Regions from separate parts of the Homo sapiens genome. Here region 1 is linked to region 2. A link is an interaction called in ENCODE POLR2A ChIA-PET data of the cell type or tissue named here. Cell type or tissue: PC-3. All regions are shown on one strand. Each heading gives the region's core, and the rest is flanking DNA. Links, peaks and the distances in the headings are about the cores only. Region 1 has its middle 36 kb from the start of CCDC80. Region 2 overlaps SLC35A5 (solute carrier family 35 member A5).

Region 1 (4,403 bases), core at 226-4,225, 110 kb before region 2:
GCAGAGAGAGAGCTGTCACCAGACAATGAATCTGCCAGTGCCTTGATCTTGTACAGCCTCAAGAACTGTGAGGAATACATTTCTGTTGTTTATAAGCTACCTAGTTTATGATATTTTGTTATAGCAGCCCCAAAAGACTAAGATAGGGCCCAAGGAAATTTTGGGGGATGATATATGTGTTCACTCTCTTGATTGTGGTGATGGTTTCATGGATAGATACAGATACAGCCTCAAAATTCATCAAACTGATACTTTAAGTATGTATAGTTTATTATATGTCAATTATACCTCAATAACACAACATTTAAAAAATAAAACTATGACTACAAATAGAAATTTTAAAAAATATACTCAGTGAACAGAAAAGGAAGTTTTGGTATTGTGGCTAAACTCCCTTTTTTCTCCCAGTATTAAGTAATAATACGTAGGCATATTTACTAAAATATTGCCATGTACTAGGCATAATATTAGATACTTTATATGTGTTAGTTATTTAACATTCACAACATCCCTGTGAGATAGATAACCCTATTAGACCATTTCATAATTGGAAAACCGATGGACTTAACCAAGTACTCACTTGTAAAAGTGGCAAAGTCAGGATTTAAATCATTCTTGACAACTACACTCACTACCTCACGTGAGACAAAACCCTCATTTAATTGTTAAACTGTGCTTGCTGTCTTGAATTAGAAATACTAGACTAGGAAGGAGACCTCCAGAGAGCCAGAGAGGAAGGCTGAATGAGGGCCAGAAATAATCACCCGGAACTGAGTTTGGAGTGATAAATACTTTAGCTCTGGCTCCATACCTGTCCTGCAACTGCATCCTGACTCTGTGTATAATACTTAACTGCCTGTGTCAAGTAATTCAGCCTAGACCTGACCCTTTCCCTTATTTGTGCAGGTGACTCTGTTTCTGCCCCAGGCCAACCTTAATACCCAAGGCCCTTCACCAGTTTTTGCAGCAAAGATTTTTTGGTAATTTTAGTGGTGATCTGGAGATTCATAGGAAAGAGTCACATCTCCCAATGCTCTGCTCAGTCCCCCACCTCCTGCAGCTACCTATTTCTCTAAGCCTCCCCCGACTTCCCCCACTTCTCCAGCCAGACTCCCATCACTCTTCACATTTCCTCTGCAGTGCTTGGTCCCAGTCTTCCGTCTACTTTCCTTCTTCACTTAAGACCAAGGCTATGTCTTTTACCCACCTCATTGCTATCAAAGCCCTTTCTCCCTTAGGAAATTATCTGGCCAGCTACTAAGAAGATAAATTTGTTTCTGTATCCTGACAGAAGTTATTGCTGTCTTCCCAAGGCTGACCTGACAAGTGTGTTGCTGTAGTAACCACATCTAAAAAAATGTGTGGCCAACAGCAAAGATATGGAATCAACCTAAGTGTCCTGTCAATGGATAATAGGATAAAGAAAATGTGGTATATAAACACAATGGAATACTATTCAGCCATAAAAAAGAATGAAATAATGTGTTCTGCGGTGACATGGATGGAACTGGAGGCCATTGCCTTAAGTGAAACAACTCAGAAACAGAAAGTCAAATACTGCATGTTTTCACTTATAAGTGGGAGCTATATAATGTGTACACATGGGCAAAGAGTGTGGAATGATAGACACTAGAGACTTGGAAGGGTGGGGGCACAGAAGGTGGGGAGATTATGAGAAATTACTTAATTGGTACAAAGTACATTTTTCAGATAACAAATCCAGTAAAAGCCATGACTTCACCACTGTGCAATACATGCATGTAACGAAATTTCGCTTGTACCCTTTAAATTTATACAAATAAAAAATGCATAGAGAATGGGAGGGGACCTTCTTCTCAAAGAGAATCTCAGCCCTTGGTTATTAAAACAAAGGCCAAAGCTCATGCACACCTCAGAAATCAGGTCTAAAATTTTCAGACTGATATCAGATATCCACTGGTGGCTAGCGGGTTCACCTGCATCAATTTGTATGATTTTATTAAGGAGGGGATAAAAAAAAGTTTGCACACTTCTGTCCTCCTTGCAAGCTTTGCACAGCTGCCTTCCTAGGGCTTGCAAAATATAGTTTCAAATGTGAAGGGGGCATTTATAACTCAGCATCTCAGGTCTCCAGGGGCAGGAAAAATGATACTAGGATAATGTCTGCCACCAACCAGGATTGTCTCTCTTACCTCCTCTGTGGCTGCATTTGGGAGAATAAGGGCTGAAAAGGCAGGGAGAGTGGATAGGGCCTCTCCAACAGTTTGGGCAGCATGAGGTAGAGAGCAGAATAAATACTGCTCAAGGAAGTGAAACCCGCTATTGGGTTTGTAATGCCTCTTTGCTGTTCTGCTAGCTCCCGCACTCCAGAGATGACTAAGCAGCTGATTCATTGTGGCACCCTCAGAAAAACAGCTCAGCCCTGAGAGAGGAGTCATGCAAGAGGAGAGGGCGCGCATGTGTGTGTGTGTGTTACGGGTGAGGGGGTGGTGTCTGTCAACATGTCTTTTAATGAGCAGTCACAGTATTTTACAAAGGCTTGAATTAGTTGCCAATATGTTTAAAGAAACACAAAGATGAGGTTTTTTTTGCATGAAAAATCCGAATTTGTGAATATCAGCTGATCTGACACCCTGTGTTACTTTAATAGCTTCCTTGCTGGTCTTCCTGCTTCCATCATTTTCTCTTTTACAGTCTGTTTTCAACCCAGCAGCCAGAGGGATCCTTTTCCAATGTAAATCAAATTATGTCACTTCCTTGATTAAAATCTTCCCATGATGTTCCATCTCACTCAGAGTAAAAGTGAGAGTCCCAGAAATGCTCTGTGAGACCTACCTGCTGAGGTACCCTGTTACCTTTCACCTGTCCTAGTCTTCCCTGTCCTCTTCCTCTCCTTCCCCTTCCACTTTCCTCTCCATCTCCTCCTCTTTCTTTTCCTCCTTCTCCTAGTATAAAAGATGGAACCAGACTATTCTGTGGCTCTATTTTCTGTGTGTTTTTGAGTAAATTACTTAACTGGTCTGTGCCTCACTTCCTCATTGGTGAAATGAGGCTAAAAATCGTATCCTGTTCGTAGTGTTGTTTTGAGAACAAAATGAGTTAATATTTTTAAAGCCCCTAAGACAGTGCCCGACACATAATAAAAATAATCCCATTGCTCTTCTAATCCAGCCATGCGGATTTTCTTAATTTTGCTCAAATAAGATAGGTTTGCTCCTGCCTCAGTGCCTTTGCAGATGCTCCTTTCTCTGCCAGGCTGTGGCTTCTACAAATACCCATCTCTTTCAAGCCTTACTTACCTGTATTTGAAGTGAATGAAAAATTGAAAAACAAAAACCCAAGTGGACCAAAAAATAAACAAACAAAAGCCAGCCAGGAAGAAATGAAGAGTATTGATTAAATTCAGCAAATAAATGGAAGAAAAAAAAAATCTCAAAATAAAGACTCATTTACAAGGTGGCTTTAGGAAAAGAGATTCAAATTAAAATTTAACAAGAAACATTGAAGAAAACTGGAAAATAACCAAAATAATTAAAATTTATAGTAATTTTTTTCTAGAAAATCATGAGGACACCTAAAGTATAAATTAGATATGGCTCAGCACTGTCTAGTTTACAATTTACCTTATGAAGTCAACTTATTGCTCTAAGTATTTGGGTCCAAGCATCTGGGACCAGCTTGTTACCATCTCTGACTATTGGAAAACCTTTTGCCAATTGCTTCCCCTCTGCTTCCTTTTCTAGTCCCGTCTGAACTGTCTTGTCTGGCCCTGTTTCCACCCAGGAAGCCGCAGATCCTGACTCCTTGTGTTTGTTTCTCTGCCCAGATGAGAAACACCCATCACCTCTGACTTTCCAAGGAGCAAATCACGCTCCGTGCCGGGCTCCCCCAACAACACCACTCCCTCTTCCCTTGCGATCTCCAGGTCCTCCTTTGACACTTCACTTCTCCTGAGAATCATACTGCTTCTGTTTCTACTCTGCATGCCAGAAGTTATTGCTTTCATCTATTCAATAAAGATTTATTTTAAGCAATTAAGTACCTGATATGTTTTTTTTTCCACCAGGGAACTTTGTACAATTTTATGTTTTTAAAAATTATTTCCAGAGGGATCTGAACAATTACAAATGGAGGCTTCAGTATGAGTACCTTAAATAAATATCACCTATTATTCAGAGACAAGGAGAGGATGGGAAAGGCACATTCCCTCTCTGGTCCTGGGGAGTTGAGGCCGCATAGAGGGGTCTCCTCTAAGCAGTCTGGAACATTGTTTATAACTCCTGATTGGCCCTGTTCTTGATCATGCCTTTCCTGGACTCCACAGCACTGTGGGACTAATGTAGAAAGGCTCTGTTCAACCAATAAGAAAAAAGACATTTTGTGTCATGCCTGGCAAGAACCTGCCTCCCCACTTTATCCTGAAG
Region 2 (4,403 bases), core at 323-4,322:
TTTATAAATTACCTAGTCTTGGGTATGTGTTTATTAGCAGTGTGAGAACAGGCTAATACAGTTCTATCTTGAGCCCTCCTTTTCATCCCACTCTGATTTGCTTATATTTAAGAAACTTCACAGAGAAGACTGGTAGCAATAGAAATCCTATTTATAATCAAATGCCTGAATTTACTTTTTAAAGAAATTTAAAACACATTTTGGCAATAAAGGCAATAGAAATCTTCATTTTATAAAATATTAAAGGGAAATATACATGTGACCTATTGTGACCCAAACTGAGTAATAAGTGAAAGCAGAAAAACCAAACTCCAGCTCGGATTACTAATGGCTTTCTAAACTGACACAAAGGATGCCAAGAAAGATGAGAAGTATTTCCAGCATTATCAGTTATAGATGGCATTTCTAGTTGGGAGGACATGATCCCTACCCTTGAAGAATTTGTTGGTTAAATGACATGACTAACAGAAAAGAAAACCATACAAATAAAATTCATATAAACTACATTAAAACAGGTGTAAGAAAGGTACATTGAGTGTTTAACTTTCTGAGTTAATCAGGGAAGTTTTCTTGGATGAGGTCCTGGATGCTGAGATAATTAGAGGTTAGTGGCCACAGGACGTCTCAGAAAATAGGCATACTAATTAGGGTTACATAAAAAGAGGTGGCTTCAGATTTCTTGGTCTAGGGAGCAACTCCCCCATGGTAGTCAGCCCAGTTTAATACAGTAATCTTGACCATTTAAGAGAACCTGGCACGCATATTGATAATTCAGGACTCAGATAATTCTGGGGAAATCTCAGGAAGGCCAGTGAGGACAATGAGAAACTAACAATGCCAACAAAAATGATAAAAAAAAAAAAATTCTGGGATTTATTTCTCTGTATCTTTTCAATGGTATTTTCTTTTTCATATTTACTTACTGGTTGAAGATAGGACAGGACATAGAAGACAATCAAGTTATCCAGGAAATAAAGAAAGGCAGGAATGGACCACTTCATGAAATCAGAGAATTCCTTCCAGGAAGCATATTTCAAATTTCTACTTTGATGATCTTAGAAAGAAACACGGTGTAAATGACCTTGATGAGAATGCCCACATTTTTAGAGAAATTACACTGCACTTGATTACTGATACAATTCTTTAAAGGGAGCTTTATAAACGTGCCTCCATTTCATTACTGTCTCTCTTCAACCCACCAGTTTCATCACTGACAATCAGCAACAACCTTAGGACTACTGGTTATCCTAATTCCTGTTAATTTGAGATAACAGAAGTATTACTTAAGGCAACTCAGAATAAATATGTGGTTTCTCTTGCTGCTGTAAGAGCATAAGGCCAACAGGGAGATCAACAAGTTAAAATAAGTTAAAAAAAAAAAAATCAAGGCTTCATACTGGAATTTTTGCCCCCCAGGGCAAATCAGGAAAGGGGGATACTAAATCGAAATTTATATATATGGAACTAGAGAAAGTTAACTTTTAGTAATCCTGTCAGTTATTATTCCATCTCTAGGTTTCTAAAAACTTAGGCACTGTAGCAGAGAGAATGTAAAACAAAAAGAAAACAAAGGCAGTTTAAGGCCCTGCAAATAATGCATTGAGTTTTATGAGATTAAGAAAAGTAGTCACTAACGAGAAACTGCAAAGTTTGAAACCCTGGAATATGAAAAGACATCTTGCTGGGCAAACACTTCAATGCTCTAAAGTTTACGTTTACCTCATGTGTGAAGGTATATGAAAGAGGCAGAGGGAGGGAGCGGAGGCGCAATAATTGGGGAACTAAGGTGAAGAATTAATGTATATTAAACAGCATATACATTCCATGGAAGGCTATATACTTTACATTTGAGAAAGGAATTAGTATCCCTATGTGATAGCTCAGAAAACTGGAGCTCAGAGAAAATAATCTGCCCCAGAACAGTCTCTTTGATGCCTGTGCACTATGCTACCTTCCCTGCAGGAAATGGGAACTATTTTGAAATATGATACATCTCAAGTTAGCACGATTTAGAAAATCTTTAATTTGAATAAAAACTAACTTACTGTATGAAACTATCACAGAACAAGTAACAAGATAGAGTAATAGGAAGGGCATTAGGAAACATGAGTTGGTGTCCCAGCTCCTCCCCTTCCTATGCAGCTCTGCATTAACACTTTCTCTTTGAGCTTGTTTCTCCACCTCTAAAACATACTTATGTTTGTATCTTAGCTTCCTCATATAAAATTTAATGGACTAAGCTAAATGATACAAAATGTTCCTTCCAGTTCTAACATTTTTTGGTCCTATGATTAACAAGTATATAGTACCATTTCAAGACTTACCTTTCTTTATAACACAGAATGACACAAGCACACAGAAAACTAGCTTCACCAGTTCTGAGCACACATTCACAGTAGTTGGAAGATAATCATACTTGTTTTCTGAAATGTAACAGAAATGTTTTTTAACTATATATTTTATTCCATGTATGTTTATATACAGTATAACATAATTGTTTTAAAATTTAAAAGCTGGATTTACTACTGGTTATATTAAGTTTCTTCCAGTTGCCTTTGCTCCTTTGGATTTTTTAATCAATTCACCTAATGTATTAGCTATCCCTATCCCATTTGGCTTTTTATTATCCTTGAATTTGTTAAACAGCCTCTCATGTCTTCATCCAAGTTGCTAATACATTAAGGAGGCTAGGACTAAGGGCAAAGAAAGCTCTGTGGCATGGCATCAGAGGCTGCCTGCTAAATTGACCATCAATCAACACCGACTCATGCAACAGCTATGAACTGACCTGCTGAATTATTACTCAGCTCATAATTCTTCTTGTGATTTCTTTGCCTTGCTAAAATTGAGGTACACTCTGTCTATGACATCCCCTTAAGAGTTTTCCAATCTGTTTTATATCACGGTACACACAGAAAACATTAATATTTGTTTGGCACTCTGGGATAAATGGTACACTGAGGTAAAGAAGGAAACTATCTAAGGCAAGAGGCAACTGGCCTAGGGCTCTGCTACCTTTAGGGCCGAGAGGAAATACTTGGACACATCCAAACCCACTGATGAGTTGGAAAGCTACATCCTAAACTGCAAATCAATAGAATTAGGAAGTGAGGTTTGGTTGGTATGACTTCATCTTAACTGTTACCTGTCTCTTCTAAATGCTTACAAACAACTCGCTTTACAATTTTGCCAAGGATAAACATAAACTTTATTGGGTACTATTTTCAGGAATGCATTTTCCCCACTTTTGAAGACATTTGCTTGCTTCTCTCAGTCACATTAAACCAAAATTGGCCAAATGTAGGGAAAAAAAGCCAAGTGGACACTGTCTATCCAGAACACTTTCTTCCACTCTCCTGTGGTTTCCCTTGACCTTCTCAAACTAATCAGAATCAATTCTTTATTCATCTCTGTTCTTATAGCACTACCTCTAAACCTCTGTGGCCCTACTTGTCTCATTGGAAGTGTGTGAAGTGAAATGGAATGGAAGATCCTTACAAGAAATGGACCATGTTTGTCACGTTCATATACCTGGCACTTAGCAGGCACTTAATAAATGTTCACCTGAATTTAAATATCTGCCTGTTCAACTTTACCCCATCATTCAAAGCATAGTCAAAACATCTCCTTTTTCTCAGTTAAATGCTAGACTTAACTCACACTCTGTTATCCTCCAATGATACTTCTCATGATCCATCATGATACACATAAGCCAACATGTGCATATAAGAAGGGGGGACTTTGGATTATAACTTTCAAACCCTTGTCACTGTTCTTTAGCTTGTTCTTGCTTTTCAGTGGTTTTCTTGCAGTCCTTTCACGGCCGATCCCAGACCATATGACAACATGGTATGTGATTTCCCTCCACACATCTCCTGCCCACACTAACATACCTTTCTACATGGCATTCACTGGTTTCCCTTCAGCCCCAGAGGAAGGGGCTAAGGCCCGACTATTAATCCAATGTCCCCTTTAAAACCCTCCCTTCTAGCTGGGTGCAGTGGCTCATGCCTGTAATCCCAGCACTTTGGGAGGCCGAGGCAGGTGGATCACTTGAGGTCAGGAGTGGCCAACATGGTAAAACCACGTCTGGTCAACATGGTGAAACCACGTATCTACTAAAAATACAAAAAAATAGCTGAGCATGGTGGCACATGCCTGTAATCTCAGCTATTCGGGAGGCTGAGGCAAGAGAATGCTTGAACCTGGGAGGTGGAGGTTGCAGTGAGCTGAGATCGCGCCAGTGCACTCCAGACAGAGCGAGACTCCAACTCAAAACAAATCTTCCCTTCTCAGATACTTGGCTCCATTTCCTTTGGCTTTAGTGTATCTTTTTGTTTGTTTGTCTGTTTTTGTTTTTTGTTTTTTGAGACAGAGTCTTGCTCTGTTGCCCAGGCTGGAGT

Evidence for each region. Peaks named below come from ENCODE experiments on the same cell type or tissue, not always from the same donor. Only the 100,000 strongest peaks of a DNase experiment are listed, where the experiment ranks them.
Region 1: POLR2A ChIA-PET joins it to region 2 with 5 read pairs; 2 of 35 experiments call an interaction of 5 or more read pairs at or near these places.

What each region holds. Positions count from the first base shown.
Region 1 is chr3:112,674,945-112,679,347 of GRCh38, reverse strand. No RefSeq gene overlaps it. Among named protein-coding and RNA genes, the nearest start is that of CCDC80, 36 kb to the right of the region's middle. In PC-3, for the core only: no CTCF peak of the experiment used is centred there; a DNase peak (open chromatin) is centred at 2,377; H3K4me3 peaks cover 483 bases; H3K27ac peaks cover 2,359 bases.
Region 2 is chr3:112,567,191-112,571,593 of GRCh38, reverse strand. It overlaps SLC35A5 (solute carrier family 35 member A5), which reads right to left. Exons shown (of 7, transcript NM_017945.5): 3 at 2,325-2,423; 4 at 924-1,054. Among named protein-coding and RNA genes, the nearest start is that of SLC35A5, 7.3 kb to the right of the region's middle. In PC-3, for the core only: no CTCF peak of the experiment used is centred there; no DNase peak of the experiment used is centred there.